Regions from separate parts of the Homo sapiens genome. Here region 1 is linked to region 2. A link is a loop called in an ENCODE intact Hi-C map of the cell type or tissue named here. Cell type or tissue: PC-9. All regions are shown on one strand. Each heading gives the region's core, and the rest is flanking DNA. Links, peaks and the distances in the headings are about the cores only.

Region 1 (4,761 bases), core at 378-4,377, 710 kb before region 2:
ACCTTTGACACTTTTCTGTTAAATCCATAACCTCAATCAGTCACTCATGCCATGGATTGCAGTCTAGAGGTAACTATGAATAAAATAAATCTTTGATGCTGAAATACATAAGGACCATACTTGAGGGTCATAATAAAAATGGCTGCCATTTGCTGAATGCTGAAGACACAGAATGCTTTACGGTCATTGCTTCAATCAATCATCATGACTGTTCTATACAACAGGTGTTATTATCACCATTTTCCAGATGAGAAAGTTGAGGTTTTAAAGAAGACAGCTGAGTCAGGTTCTAGTCCAAGGTCTGTCTCCACCTCAGTGCCACAGGGAAAACCATGGGTTTAATCTCCCTGGGCCTCAGTTTCCTGATTTGGAAAACATAATCCCCAGTGACCTTTTCCATCTGGATTCTTGAATGCTTTTTGCATGTATGGAGACTCTCCATCTGCTATGGAATTGAGTTCCAAATCCCTGCCACTTATAAATATCTTTGGAATACCCTCACCATAATAAAAACAATTGCGAAGTGCTATTCCTTTGTCATTGAGGCCATTTAGTTCAACCTAGTAATAGATTGATTTGGGGGTTTTAAAAATGCTTCACAGGAATAATTCTAAAGCATGAAAAGATGATTAAACAGCAGCCTGGTGTTTGCAGGCATTGATTACCTGAACTCTGGCACTTGACCTGCTCAGGAGGGTCAACAGAGAGCAATCCTTTTATGTGTGTGTCACTTCCCAGTCCTCGAACTCCTTGCACATGCATTATCTCACCTCATTTGCAGAGCTACTCTGGGAGCTAGGTATTATGATGATGATCCCCACTTTAAAACAGAACAGGCTCTTCAGGAGGAGGGTAACCTGCCAAGATCACAGCACTTCTGAGTGGCAGAGTTAGAACTCGAATTCAACCAGGACTTTGGACCCGTCTTTCCATGCTACCAACTCTGCATCTCATCACAGTAGTCCTGAATTTTCAAATGACACCATGCCCTCCCACCAGTTTTAAAAATTGTGGTGATAGCCCTGTTGGTTCCACTAAGAGGCTCCTGAATCAGAGGCAGTATAGTGGAGTGATTAACAGAGAGACCTGTATTTGTATCCCTTATCTGCCATTTATTTATTTATTTATTTATTTATTTATTTATTTTTGACACAGAGTCTCGCACTGTCACCCACCTGGGCTGGAGTGCAGTGCCGTGATCTTGGCTCACTGAAACCTCCACCTCCTGGGTTCAAGCGATTCTCCTGCCTCAGCCTCCTGAGTAGCTGGGATTGCAGGTGTGCACCATCACGCCGGGCTAATTTTTTGTATCTTTAATAGAGATGGGGTTTCGCCATGTTGGCCAGGCTGGTCTTGAACTCCTGACCTCATGATCTGCCCACCTCAGCCTCCCAAAGAACTGGGATTGCAGGCTTGAGCCACTGCGCTCGGCCTTATCTGCCATTTCTAAGTAGGGGAACCACATGTCTCTGTTTACCCAAGACGATCCTGGTTGCCCTAGCATCATGGCAGGCCATCCCCTAATACTTGTGGGCCCCATCATGGGAATAAAAAATGGAGGTCACTCTATTATTGTTCTTCCTACCAATGGGCTCCATGTAGGTGTGTCTGTTAGTCTGTTTTTGTTGCTGTAACAAAATACCTTAGACTGGGTCATTTATAAAGAATAGAAATTTATTTCTCACAGCTTTGTAGGCTAGAAAGTGCAAGATCAGAGCCCTGGTAGGTTTGGTATCTAGTGAAGGCTTCTCCCCGCTTCCAAGATGGTGCCTTGTTGCTGGGTCCTCACATGGCAGAAGGGCAAAAAGGAGGCCTAGCTAGTTCTCTTGAGCCCTTTTATAGAGGCACTAATCCTATTCATGAGGGCCCTGCCCTCATGAACTAATCACCTCCTAAAAGCCCCACCTCTTAATACTGTGAGAGGAAAATAAAAACTTGGGATCCCAATTCGCTCTGCCACAAGGGAAAGTTAAGCCGAAAGCTGAGTCATGCAAGAAGCTCCCTTTCCTTTTGCTCCTGAGCAGATACCTACCGATAAAAGTTAAGTATTTCCACAGGTAGCTACTTTATATTCCCCTTACTGTATGTAAAGTACCGATTTACTGAGCAGGAGACGAATACATAATTCACTATTCCCCTACCTGCTCTTTTTTCCTTGCAACCTGTGGATTTCCATATCCTATCTCACTCTTTCCCCTGCAGCCTCTTTCTCCCTTTAAATATTGAAGCCCTCGAAATCATCCTTGGAGAAAAGCACAGACCACAGGCTGTTTCTTTGATTCTGTGTTTTGTTTTGTTTTTTCCTCCCAGGCATGTCCTTAACCTTGGCAAAATAAACTTCTAAATTGATTGAGACCTGACGCATACTTTTTTGTTTACAATGTCATTGCCTTGGGTCTTAAGTTTCAGCAAATGAATTTTGGGTGATTCATAGATTCAAACCATAGCAGTGTGTGTGAACACCGCAGCCTGCAGGTTTACATCAAGTCCACCCCCCAACAGCTGCCCGTTGGCCATCCTTTGGGACTAGAGGTGGGCTTACCCACCATGTTGCCTGCCCTTTGGAAGATATACCTGGGGAAGAGGCTGACCCAGGCTTTGGAAGAGACTTGGGGTCATTTGGGCAGAGAGTTCTGGAGTCATCTGGGGACTTGGAGCATGGTCTAGAAGCAGGAGGCACTGGCTCTGAATGGGCAAAATTTTTTGGCCCATGGACTTCTCAACCCTTGGGGAAGAACATAGTGAGACAAGGAGTGGAATGAGTCTTTACTAGTCCCAAAGTGAGCAGAGCAGGTTGTCCAGGATTCAGGGAGATATTGATTAAAACTCCTCCCTTTCATTGGCAAAGGTGTCCTTGTCTGGACAATCAATTATACAGTCATCTCATATGTGAGTTGGGTGGCTTTGGGCATTACTTCCCTTTCTAGTTCCCTGATTTGTAAGATGGGAATCCACTGTGGTAACCACAGATGCTGCTCACCAGTGCTTTCAGCAGTAGGATCACACTCTCCTGCTCCCTTGAAGTTAGAAGTGGCCACATGACTTGCTTTGACTGACCAATGTCAGTGAGCATGAGTGACAGGGGCCACTTTTAGGTGGCAGCAGTGGATTGCCTGTGTGGGGTCTCCAGTGGATATGGTTGCTTGTGGAGATATCTTGCTGAGACCCCACACCACAGACAACTGGCCAGGCCACAGCTGGCTTTGCAAAAGCAAAGATTATACCTCTGTTGCTTTAAACCACTGAGATGTTAGCATTGTCTGTTACTGCAACATAACCTGGCTTCTCCTCTTTCCTACAAGTACCAATCTCAAGGGCTGCTGTGAGGGTTACATGAGAAAGAAATGTATGTATGTGCTTGGTATAGTTCCTGGTACAGAGCTATTAGTGTTTATCCTAGGAGCAATGAAATGCTTAAGTGCTCACTACACAAACACCTTTGAGGTAGAAGGTAGCCAATCCTTACAGCCATTTTCTTTGATGGACTTCTGTGGGAGAATCAGACTCCATTTTCTATTTTACATGAGAAAAATTATAGAGGTACTAAAAGCACATGGGGTGGTGCGACGCATTACACCTAGGGTATGTATCCCCAGCCATGGACCCTGGGACTGACCAGAATTGAGGATGGGGATGGTTTCTTTGGAAATAGCCCCAAGTTCATGTAAATCTCATGAGTTTACTGATGACACAAGGTTTCCAGCCAGTACTCAGACTTTTAATACTTCAGTGTGAGCCAAAGTGATGAACGTTATGCCACTCATTGGTTTTTAGTGGGAATTCTAGTGCTATAAACTCATTTCAGTACTTCAGAGACAGCCAAATCTCAACTGCACGTTCTTGGAGAAACCTGAGATTTCATTATGAAAGTGACAAAATAAATCTAGAAGGAAAAAAAAAAAATCCCGTCAACCACTCACTACCTCACCCCACGAGACATTTTAGCTGAGCTGCTAACAAGCAGCCACACAGCAACTGTTTGCTGGGGACTTCTGAGAAGATACGACTCACGCATTTGCTAATAAGGGAACAACTACCATATTCCAAACAGGTGAAGAAAACCTTCAGGTATGGCAGATTTTCTAACTACATTTTTGTGACACTTTTATTCATTCGAAAACCTACAGTAAGAGACGCGGAGTGTAAAATGTGTGTTTGTGTTTTGCTTGGACAGACAATGGCTCCTAGCAATTAATGCTTTCAGTCACATTAAGCATTAAATAATGCTTTGTGACATTACAGTATTTCCCATTACAGATCAATTTTGTAGCATTTGTTCATAATCAGACTTGAAATGTTACCTAGAAACAAAATATGTTTTCCTTGAAACAGTCAGACCTTATTAGAAATCTAAGGTTTTACAAATCACCATGTTAACAGTTTTGCCCCTAGCTAAGGTTTTCATTCTTTAGTGTTAAATTCAGCCCCAGAAGCTCTAGTATCGTTCAGGGTTAGTCTTCCAATGTGCACTGACTTGAAAGGAAAAAGTTAATGCTCCAAATATATTTAATGTCTTACTACATACAATAATAAATCAACTATATTCCTTTTTGGAGGTGAAAAATAATGTCATCACCTTTTAAATTGTTATGCTTATAATTAGGTTACACAATATTATTTTCTCATTTTTTAAAAAACAGCTTCTCATTGCTTTAAAAAAAAAGCCATATGCTTATTTCTAGTAAAGCGGAGTTATTCTCATTTCCTTACCACATAATCATATGCTGTGGATGAGCAAAGAAATAAAGAGAAAACATATGA
Region 2 (4,761 bases), core at 305-4,304:
GAACAATGAGAACACATGGACACAGGGAGGGGAACAACACACACCAGGGCCTGTTGAGAGGTGGAGGACAGGGGGAGGGAGAGCATCTGGACAAATACCTAATGTATGAGGGGCTTAAAACCTAGATGATGAGTTGATAGGTGCAGCAAACCACCATGGCACATGTATACCTATGTAACAAACCTGCACATTCTGCATATGTATCCTGGAGCTTGAAGTAAAAAAAAAAAAAAAAAAAAAAGAAAAAACAGTTAAAAAAAAAAAAAAGAGGCTGGGCATGGTGGCTCACGCCTGTAACCCCAGCACTTTGGGAGGCCGAGGCGGGCAGATCACGAGGTCAGGGGTTCGAGGCCAGCCTGGCCAATATGTTGGAATCCCGTCTCTACTAAAAATACAAAAATTAGCTGGGCGTGATGGCGTGCGCCTGTACTCCCAGCTACTCAGGAAGCTGAGGCAGAAGAATCGCTTGAACCCAGGAGGCAGGGTTGCAGTGAGCTGAGATCGTGCCACTGTACTCCAGCCTGGGTGACGGAGCGAGACTCCGTCTCAAAAAAAAAAAAAAAAAAGAGAATTAAGAGATAGATCTGCAGAAACAGAATTCACAAAAATAAAGAAATGTAAAAGGTTAAGATACGTGGTTGAATTACTGAATCCATGGCAATTTATGGCAAAACCTTTTTTAAAACCTCTATAATATACCTTAAACTGTGAGATTTACTAACTCTAAAATATAATGTTATACCAATTCCTTTTGTTAGTAACATGCCTTTTTTCTCTTTTGAATATATGCAAGTGTAGCATAACCCCTGTCCTGTATGACTGCACATAAGATATAAAAACAATTTTAAATCTTGTGCAGTGGGTTACATAATATCCAATATAAATATAAACCCAGACACCTCCACTCCCCCAAAGCAAATCAAATAAGTCTTTGATGATATATTCAACACAAGCTACAGAGAGAATTCTGATATCAACCCTTTACCTCCAATTTCCCCAGATGACGATTAGCAGTAGGGAGGGTACTTGCTGACTTCACCTACTCTCTGGGTTCAGGGAAAAGATGTTTTTTTATACAATTAAGGACTCAAGAAACTGATGTCAAACTAAAGTCATCCCTGCTAAATAAGAGTGGCGATGTACACATACAGATCCTATAGAGGGGCTCTCCTACAACAACTCAGAGCTCTTGCTCTGGCCACCAAGGCCATCAGGTACTAATTAAGTAGTGTGTTCTGTCAACGCTTTCATGCTTTTCTTATATTAATTGATCTTGATCATTCTGCCATATTAATGATACTAGTTCAGTGGCTTTGAATTCCCTTGGGTGCTTTACCCCTGAGATGGGAAAAAAACAGTAAACAAGATATGAGAAAGAAAATGTCACAGATTATCTTTATCTACCTCTTATTTGAATCAATGCTAAAACTGTTTCCTATAAAAGTTATCTATTTCTTTTATTTGCAGAAATGTTCCTGTGGACCTAAAATGTACAAATATTCTTTAAATAAAACTTCAACTGATTTAACTTTATAAGCTACAGGAAACAACAAGTGAAATGAAATATACTAACATATATAGGTATACAGGTATGTAACATTCTCATATATAGGTGTTCAAAATTAATGATGGGATTACATGCATAAGGCTGGAGAGGTGGTAACAATCCTTAATTCTAAATACCTAATGATGAGAGAAAGTCAACTAAATGAAGCTCAATAAACAAGATAGGTGACCTTAATACTGACAGGGAAAAAAAAAAGAGTAAAAGAAGAAAAATAAAGCATTTAATAACTGTAGTTAAAGTCAATGAACTTAATACACTATTTTTGAAATAAAGGCCTAAGTAGGCTTCTTAGGATACCAAGAAATACATATTGGGCCAGGCGTGGTGGCTCACGCCTATAATCCTAGCACTTTGGGAGGCCGAGGCAGGAGGATCATGAGGTCAAGAGTTCGAGACCAGCCTGGCCAACATGATGAAATCCCATCTCTACTGAGAATACAAAAATTAGCTGGGCATGGTGGCACGCTCCTGTAATCTCAACTACTCGGGAGGCTGAGGCAGGAGAATCACTTGAACCCAGGAGGCAGAGGTTGCAGTGAGCTGAGATCGCACCAGCCTGGGCAACAGAGCAAGACTCCATCTCGGGGGAAAATAAAAAAAAAAAAGAAACACATATCCTCTGAGATAATTTTTGATTTTCATTATTGCAAATCACTGTTATTTTGAAGCAGCTGTTAAACAGTTGGTGAGGAAATGCTGTTAAGACCGTGCAGTTGTAATTCTCTAATGAATCTGAATATAGTTTAGACAGGCAAGAGATGCACATTGACTGACTTTGGCTGTGTTTTGTTGTTGTTTTGCTTTATTTTCTATGAGATGCTCACTTGCTTAAAACATGATCATGTTACAAAAAGTTAGGTATCAGAGTACTGCAATTGTGTCCTTTACACTTTGACACTGCATTAAGATTATGAAAGCTGAAAAAAAAAAAAAAAATCACAAAGGTAAAGTCAAGTACAACACACTACTGCCACCTATTGCTTAGTAAAATATTGCCTAAAGAAGCAGTCAACGATTCATTGATCTTTTATGCAAGTTAACAAATGAAACATGGTTTTTAAAATGTTTTTAAACTCTTTTAAGGTTTTGTGCTTCAGAGAAAATATAACCCACGTGTAAAACTGGCATCGTAAAAATGTTTATCCATCAAAAAAAATTATTTACTACCTTACAACAAGCCAGACATTGTGCCAGCCAATGAAGATACCATGATGAATAAACAGGGATCCCTATCCTTGAGGGACTCACAGTCTAGTGGTAAAGAGTAGGCATGCCAACAATTTATTATAATGCATTGGGAAGGATAGATGCATGAATAAGATGACAGCATGAGAAAGTTTTCACTTGGATAAGTTGGGGAAGGTTTTATAATAAAGGTGATATATGACTAGGTTTTGAAGGATGCATAGAGTTGGCTATGGAGAAACTGTGTAGGATTGGGAAGGAAAGGTATTCCAGGGAGAGGGAAGTAGCAAATACAAGGCAAGAAAGTACTAAAATGGGTATTAGAGTTACGAAAAGCAGAACTGTAAGTCAGACCAAGAATGAGTGAAAGAATGGTTGGATAGGGAAAAGGGAGATGAAGTTGAAAAGCTAGACTGGGGTCAAATCATAGAGAGTTTTTTAGTATGCCAAGAAATGTGGATTTGTTCCTAATTAAAACTCCACATTATTTTCATGATAGGGACATAATCATGTTTTTGTTTCAAAGACAAAAACATTCTAAACTGATAGTAGGATGGAATGGGTAAGAGGATAGATAGGGAGATTGGCAATAAAAAAACTACTGTGCTACTGTAGCCCTCCTGAGGAACTATGCTAAACTAAGGCTGCTGAAGATCAAAGGCGGGAGTCAGACAAGGGGAAACATAGGAAGCAGGGGACATAAATTTGGAAGTCACTCATGCAGCAGATAAAGCTAAAGGAATACACAGAGAGCAGTCTGTCTTAACCTTTTTGAGTTATGAACTCCTCTAAGAATCTTATAAAAATTTGCATATAATTGAGGGGCTAACCGACCTCCAAAGTCCCCTGAGCCTCAGATGAAGAATCCTTGATTTCCTTGTAAGTGAAGAGGGTCAAATAAAACTCAGAAGCACAGTGACATTTATATCACATAGAGGAATAGATCCTGGAAAAGAAAATAGAGCAGTGGTCAGACAAGCAAGAAGATAATCAGGAAAGACATGCTCCTGCCCAGAGAGGAAGAAATTTCAAAATTCAAGACTTACAACAGTATCAGATGTCACAGTAAATCCACTACATTTGGCAAAAAAGGAACACTGGCCACTTCGGTAGTCACCGTTTAGAAGACTGTCAGTGGTGAAATGGAGTGGGCTGAGAAGCCAATGGATAGTAGACAATTAATGTTTGGCAAGAAGAAAGGAGTGACAGTTCAAAGAACCAAGGTCAATGAAGAATTTTTTGAAGAGCTTTTACTGGATGAGTGGAAAAAGCTAATGGAAAGGGGAAATTAAAGATACAAGAGATAACTGGAGCAACACTGATTTTTAAAATACTAAAAACTGAGTTTTGATTCTGGTTCTGTTATTACAAATCTTGTGATCCCAGAAAAGTTATTCAACTGTATAAAATTTCCTTGTTTGAAAAATGAAAAGAATATTTGCCAAACTATAAGCTACTCATGAGAGTAAGGACCTTTGTCCACATTCACCACTAAATCCATAGCACCTAGCACAGTGCCTGACACGTTACAAGACCCTTAATATTTAGTCAATGAATAAAAAATATGTCCATATACTTCACAGTGTTTTGTAAAAATCAAATAACACATTATGAGTCAATATATTTTGAACAAAATTTAAATTTTTTAAAAATTGGGGTATACAGTCAGAATGACTATCATTTAAAGGTAAAAAAATAATGGATGCTTATACACTGCTAGTGGGAATGCAAATAAGTTCAGCTACTGTGGAAAGCAGTTTGGTGGTTCCTCAAACAACTTAAAACAGAACTACCATTCGACCAGCAATCCCATTATTGGGTATAAAACCAATGGACTATAAATCCTTACACCACAAAGACACATAGGACATGGATGTGTATGTTCATTACAGCACTACTCACAATAGTAAAGACAAGGAATCAACCTAAATGCCCATCAACGTTAGGCTGGATAAACAAAATGTCGTACATATATTAACACAACATGGAATACTATGTAGCCATAAAAA

Evidence for each region. A loop is a pair of places that touch in the nucleus more often than their neighbours do. Peaks named below come from ENCODE experiments on the same cell type or tissue, not always from the same donor. Only the 100,000 strongest peaks of a DNase experiment are listed, where the experiment ranks them.
Region 1: a loop joins it to region 2, with 5 times the contacts of the local background. A loop is called at or near these places in 1 of 110 quality-filtered maps.

What each region holds. Positions count from the first base shown.
Region 1 is chr11:32,106,961-32,111,721 of GRCh38, reverse strand. No RefSeq gene overlaps it. Among named protein-coding and RNA genes, the nearest start is that of RCN1, 18 kb to the right of the region's middle. In PC-9, for the core only: no CTCF peak of the experiment used is centred there; DNase peaks (open chromatin) are centred at 1,941, 2,381 and 2,891; H3K4me3 peaks cover 983 bases; H3K27ac peaks cover 1,942 bases.
Region 2 is chr11:31,395,220-31,399,980 of GRCh38, reverse strand. The region is part of intron 2 of DNAJC24 (DnaJ heat shock protein family (Hsp40) member C24); the gene reads right to left. Among named protein-coding and RNA genes, the nearest start is that of DNAJC24, 28 kb to the right of the region's middle. In PC-9, for the core only: CTCF peaks have their summits at 2,325 and 2,527 (motif pointing left); no DNase peak of the experiment used is centred there.